Linked DNA regions of Homo sapiens: region 1 is linked to region 2. A link is an interaction called in ENCODE POLR2A ChIA-PET data of the cell type or tissue named here. Cell type or tissue: HepG2. All regions are shown on one strand. Links, peaks and the distances in the headings refer to the core of each region. The heading gives the core; the rest is flanking DNA.

Region 1 (2,910 bases), core at 267-2,766, 300 kb before region 2:
TCCAGGACCTCGAAGCACCCTACTGTTGGGGTGCTTGTCTCTGTTTCAGTTGTCCCTCTTAAGGTAACTGAAAACAACCACGGATTTGCTGGAAGTTGGGAGTCGCCCAGAACCACATCCTGTTTGGCTCTGGCACTGATTCAATCATGCCAATGTCACCCGGACAAAAGAACTTTCTACACAGGCTTAAGAAAGAGACGCGGCACCTGCAGCAGGAAAGGAGCCCAGCCGGAGAGTTCACCGCACCAGTCAGCGAGCACAGAGTGCTGGACGGATGACCAGTGGGGCCTTGGGGCAGTGTGGGGCGCAGGAAAAGAGTACCTGGTCCCGCAGTGACTGCAGTGAGGAGGACCCTGCATTTTTACCCACCCTCCTCACCTGGCACCACTGCTGTACAGGCTGTCAGGTACTTGTTGAATGAATGAATGAATGGATGAATTAATGAATGAAGCTCTTCTCCAGGTGCAGTGAGGAAATGCCAAAATAGAAACAGACTGCCAGCATGGTGGCTCACGCCTGTAATCCCAGCACTTTGGGAGGCTGAGGCAGGCGGATCACCTGAGGTCGGGAGTTCGATTCCAGCCTGGCCAACATGGTGAAACCCCTTCTCTACTAAAAAATACAAAAATTAGCCGGCATGGTGGCGCATGCCTGTAATCCCAGCTACTCGGGAGGCTGAGGCAGGAGAATTGCTTAAACCCAGGAGGCAGAGGTTGCAGTGAGCAGAGATGGCGCCACTGCACTCCAGCCTGGCCAACAAGAGCCAAACTCTGTCTCAAAAAAAGTAAAAAATAAAATAAAATAGAAACAGACCATCCAAGTGGGACAGACTGGCCACTAGCAGCTGCAGGACACAACCTCGGTGACACCCTTCTTGCTTAAGACTAGAAACTCAAGTGCAGGGTCTCAGGGTCTGCGTGTGTGTGCACGCATGTGTGTGTGTGCCCATGTGTGTGCATATGCGTGTGCGTGTCTTTCCCAGCGCAGGGCTCACTCTGTGCACTAACTGCATAAGCAAAAAAAAATCATCTACGGAGCAGGTGCCTCGGTGTGGCTGTGAATATTCATACTTGAACCAGCCCTCTTTGGGGGAGAGACACTCTCATCCTGTTTTCCATCCACTCACCCCTAAGTCGCTAATGGGATTAGTGGGGGCTGGCACCACGGCCACAGGTCCAACACCTGCCAGTCGCCCCAGAGCTGGGTGCTCTGGGCTCTGAGTTTCAGAGCAGTTTAATAATGCACCATTGTCCCTGCAGCTCTGCTCCGGTTCTCAAGTTCACTCGGCAAAAAGCTGATCTGCCTCCGTGTTTAGAAGCTCCTCACTGGCCAGGAGGGTGGCTCACCTCTACACGTCTGGGCTGGAGAGAACAAAGGATGTGCTGTTGGGAAAAGAGATGGGCCTCGGCCCAACTGGGAGGCCTGGGCCCAGCTGCCATGGCGCACCAAGCGAGGGTCTGTAGGAAAGGGAAGTTCCCGGCCAGGAAATGGGGACCCTGAGCTTCTCCCCGGCAGGAGGTGCCCAGTGTCACCTGCCTGAAGCAGACACGGGTGCAGAGGGTCAGGCCTGGAACCCCAGCCTCCAACCAGCCTTCCTAACCACTCTTACCTATTTTCTTAAATAAGCTTTTTCTTTTAGGATAGATTTAAATTCATAGAAAAGTCGTGGAGATAATACAGAGAATTCCCACAGGCCTCCCGCCACCCGGCTTCCCTGTGAGTGTCTTACAGGAGGACGGCACCTTTGTCACAATGGATGTCGGTGCACTATCATCAAACAATAAAGCCTGTCCTTCATCCGGGTCTCCTATGTTTGTCCCTGAGGTCCTTTTTTTCTGTTCCAGGATCCCATCCAGATCACCACATGACATTAGGTGTCGTGTCTCTTTAAGCTCCTCTTGGCTAGGGCATCTCCCCAGACATTGTGTGTTTTGGGTGACCTTGACAGTAGAGGAGGCCTGGTTAGGTATTCTGTAAGACGCCCCTCGGCTGGGGGTTTTTCTCCCAGTTAGACTGGGTTGTGTGTTACTGAGAGGAAGACCAGAGGCAGGTGTCCTTCTTGCCACACAATGCCATCAGCGTGACTTATCCCTGCCATGGTGACCTTGGTCACCTGCCCAGCCCCTCTTAACCCCTTCCGCAGGCCCCTGCTTGCTCTGCTCAGAGATGCCCCTATGTCCGCTACCAGAGGCGGGTAAACATCGGCTTCTGTATTTATCATGAAACAAGAAGCCCCGGGCCGAGAGACGGTAGCCCTGCTTAACTGCAGGCAGCCACCCACAAAATGCAAGAGAGACCTTAACCTGGTACACACCGGCCCTGTCACCCCCTAAGGATCTAACTTAACTACTCAGAACTATCAGTTGACTATAAGGTCAACACAAGTTTAAAATCTAAGTGACTGAATGAATAAATAAATAAAGGTGACAGCCTGGCCTGCATTTATAAAAAGGCAATTTTTAGGAGAAGGGCCCAGATACCACCTGTCCTGCCCAAGCCCTTCAAACCTGGCCAGGTGGGCTGCTGCTGGGGTAACCCGGGCCACCCCGCAGGAGCCGCTCTTCATGGGTAGATGGGGAATCCGCAGGAGTCCTCCACAGGGGTCACTAGATGAAAGCCAGGGCCCCTGTCCCTAGAAGATACAACCACACACATCATCCCTGGTGCCAAACTCGGCACAGACTCCCGTGTTCTGGGGTCCTCGTTCAATTTGGAGAGCTCAGTTTCTATGGGGCTGACGAGACAGGAAACTGAGGCTGGAGAAAAGAAATAGCTTCTTTTAGGCAGAGAAGTGGGGAAGCCACTAGAGGTTAGAGAGAAGCTAAGGTTGAATGTTCCTGGTCAAACTACTTTTATTTATTTTTTATTTTTTTTGAGAGAGGGTCTTGCTCTGTTGCCCAGGCTGGAGTA
Region 2 (2,910 bases), core at 244-2,743:
TAAGCACACCCACAATGTGCACATCCCTGCCTGACAGGCCCATGGCCAGGGTTCTCAGCAACATCTGTTCTGCTGTGGGTCCTGTGGTTCAATAAGAATTGGGGTGAAGGGTGTGTGCAGGGTACCCGGAAGTGGTTCCATTATGGGCATACATGTTATCAGAGGTAACTCCATAATTATTTACACAATATCTCTGACAATCCATATAGTGCTACTGAGGCAGCTGTAAGCTACCCATGCTCCTCCTGGATCTAGGAATACAGAAAGGATTGGGTTTTCTGGTGTCTGCAAAGTGCATGAACATGCGTGGCCTAATTAAGTTCCATTTGGGAGGAATACACATCAACGGGGCCTTTCTCTTTAAGAATTGTTTCAAGACTACAGTCCTTTTGTTTAAGAATGGCTTTGTTTGCCTTTTATTTGGAGTTCAAAAGCTATTAGCCATTTGAGTTCCTGCCTCTTCCCTGGGCACTCAGATGCAGACTGCAGATGGCCAAACAAAGACCGGTTCTTGTGCCCCTGTGCCCCAGGCCGGATTTTCCCGGGCCCTTCCTCTAATATAGCATCTTACACTAACATTTGCTTTTTCAAAGCCATCTTTTCCGAACAAAGGCTTCTTTCTATAGATGACTCCTAATAAGACTCCCCTGCCCCCAAAGTTATTTGCTTCTAGCCTTTTACAGAAACATATCCCAAAGTTCTCAATTCAGCAAGAGGCAGGCAGCCTGGACCAGAGATTTTCCACCATTCTCAGCCCTGACTGGTCGAATCAGGTTCTTTGTTTCAGATTCAAAGTTATTTCTGTGTAAAACAAAGAGGCTGAGTTAGATGATCCCCAAGTTCCTTTTTTCCGCTCTAAAATGCTAACGTGAGGTATGGGAATGCAGAATAACTGCTATGCCTAGCTCCCAGCATTCCCAGGGAGGAGCAGAAGTGCCTACTCAACATTCAGATTCCTAGGCCCCTGCCCAGACCAACTGGATTAGAATCTTGGGAGGTACAGTCTGGGAATTTATATTTATAGCAAGCTCCCCTAGGTGTTTCAGACATACAGATTTAGAAGCAACTGGATGGCATTTGTTTAGAGCAGCATGTTTCTGCTTGCAAGAATAAGCAGTCCATTTAGAACAGCAAGAGAACACCTGCTTATGCTGCTGGTTAAACAGGCTCTGTCTTTTCTTTAGGAGACAGGTGTGTGGTGTTTGGCTCAGGAAGAAAACATAGCAAACAGCTATGGAAACAATGATCTCTTACTCAAGCAAATGTTTGCCTTCCCTTCCCCCCCACTTTTATCCCAACTTCAACCTCGGTGGTGAGCAAATACAAGTTTAGACGGTGCAAAGGCACTAAAATGATGGCAATAGAAAAAGCAGTGGCCCCTCTTTGTTTTGACAACTCCATCCTTTTTGCCAATCTCCCTGAAGGAGATTGAACTTCTCTGTTATTTAGTCTTATTTTATTTGGGGACTGGAAGATGGTCTTCCTAGTCATTTACCTAGCTTTTTACCCATGAGTACACACATCAAAACTTTATCAGGAAAGTAATAGGTGTCATTTGTCCCTGTTTTGAGGACTGATAGAGGCTGGGTGATCATCCTACCATAAGATATTGAAGGAAGACAATCTCTGCTTCATTTTCCTGAAACCATTTCCAGCTGCAGTCCTGCTGGCTTTTACCTGCTTAGATTAATGAATGCAATCTCAGGTTGCTGGCACTCTTTTTTGTAGAGGAAATATAAATAATGTGAGGGTTCGCCTACAACCTGGCCCTGTGATGAAACAATAAGTGGTCAGTGCTGGGAGGCTGTGCAAAGAAAGCATTGTACTGCTTTCTTCTTTAAAATTGTCCCAACATCCACTAACTCATTCAGGAGGACTCTGGTGTTCACAGTAGATCACCCTGAGACCTCAGGGTGGGTCATATTCTATCCTATAACTCAGGTGTTATTCTGAGGTCATTGTTTTGAGACAGGAATAATATAGGTTGGTCACAAGAGAATAAAACATTTCAGGCAGGAGTTTCACATGACTACAGCCCATGGGCTGATAAGACCCTGAAAAACCAGGGTGTGGACCAAGCTGGATGAGAATGACTGGAACCAACATGGCACTGGATTTGACCTAGGTTTCTCCTAGGACCTCATTATGTGCTCATTAACATACTAACCACACACCCACCAGCACCATGATGGTTCTGAGAACACCCATATTTGATGTAAAAAATGGATGGCACCACAGTTCCAAGAAATCTTCACCTTTTTCCAAGAACTCTTCACCTTTTTCCAAGAACTTTCATGAATATTCCACCCCTTGATTAAAGAAATCCATAAAGGTAGCAGCCCCAAACTCCATCTACTTAACTCTGAAGTACACCCACACCTCCCTTTTTAGAGTTTGTACTTTTCCCTTTGTGATAAATCTCCATACTTGCACTATTTTCTGACTCATACTTGAATTCCTTCTCGTGAGGATGTCAAGAGCCTGGGCACCGGCTGGGGTCAAGGTCTCACCGGTGTTCAGGGATCTCCCCCAGCCCACTGGTATCTGTATCTCCCAGGGAACAACTGAGCAATGATTCTCAGTGTATCTTCCCTGATGTGTGGGGGCATGAATGCTGCCTTGTGTGGTGTGACTGTTTGACTGGCTTCCTAGCCATGTTTAGCTGTTGGTTTTGCTTTGTTTTGTTTTATTTTATGTTTGTCCTCATGAGGAATGCTAAGAATGATGAGTGAACAGAAAGCAATTTAGTATCTAGATTAGAAGAGCTCAATGACATGAAAAGCTCCTATAAAGCTTCTCAAAAGGAGTCTTACGGTTTTTTTTTTTTTTTTTTTTTTTTGAATGTGAGCTTGGAATATATTTTGGCTTTGTCTTTTTGTCTTAATGAAATCCTCTCTTCCATATTGCTTT

The links. Peaks named below come from ENCODE experiments on the same cell type or tissue, not always from the same donor. Only the 100,000 strongest peaks of a DNase experiment are listed, where the experiment ranks them.
Region 1: POLR2A ChIA-PET joins it to region 2 with 12 read pairs; 5 of 35 experiments call an interaction of 5 or more read pairs at or near these places.

The regions. Positions count from the first base shown.
Region 1 is chr2:234,975,840-234,978,749 of GRCh38, reverse strand. All of the region lies in intron 1 of SH3BP4 (SH3 domain binding protein 4), which reads right to left. It overlaps LOC105373939 (a long non-coding RNA gene), which reads left to right. Exons shown (of 3, transcript XR_924008.1): 1 at 1-63; 2 at 185-406; 3 at 1,260-1,810. Among named protein-coding and RNA genes, the nearest start is that of SH3BP4, 25 kb to the right of the region's middle. RefSeq lists enhancers at 1,272-1,824, 2,910. In HepG2, for the core only: no CTCF peak of the experiment used is centred there; DNase peaks (open chromatin) are centred at 1,329 and 1,989; H3K4me3 peaks cover 2,200 bases.
Region 2 is chr2:234,674,667-234,677,576 of GRCh38, reverse strand. No RefSeq gene overlaps it. Among named protein-coding and RNA genes, the nearest start is that of LINC01173, 6.5 kb to the left of the region's middle. In HepG2, for the core only: no CTCF peak of the experiment used is centred there; DNase peaks (open chromatin) are centred at 586, 1,276 and 2,556; H3K4me3 peaks cover 577 bases.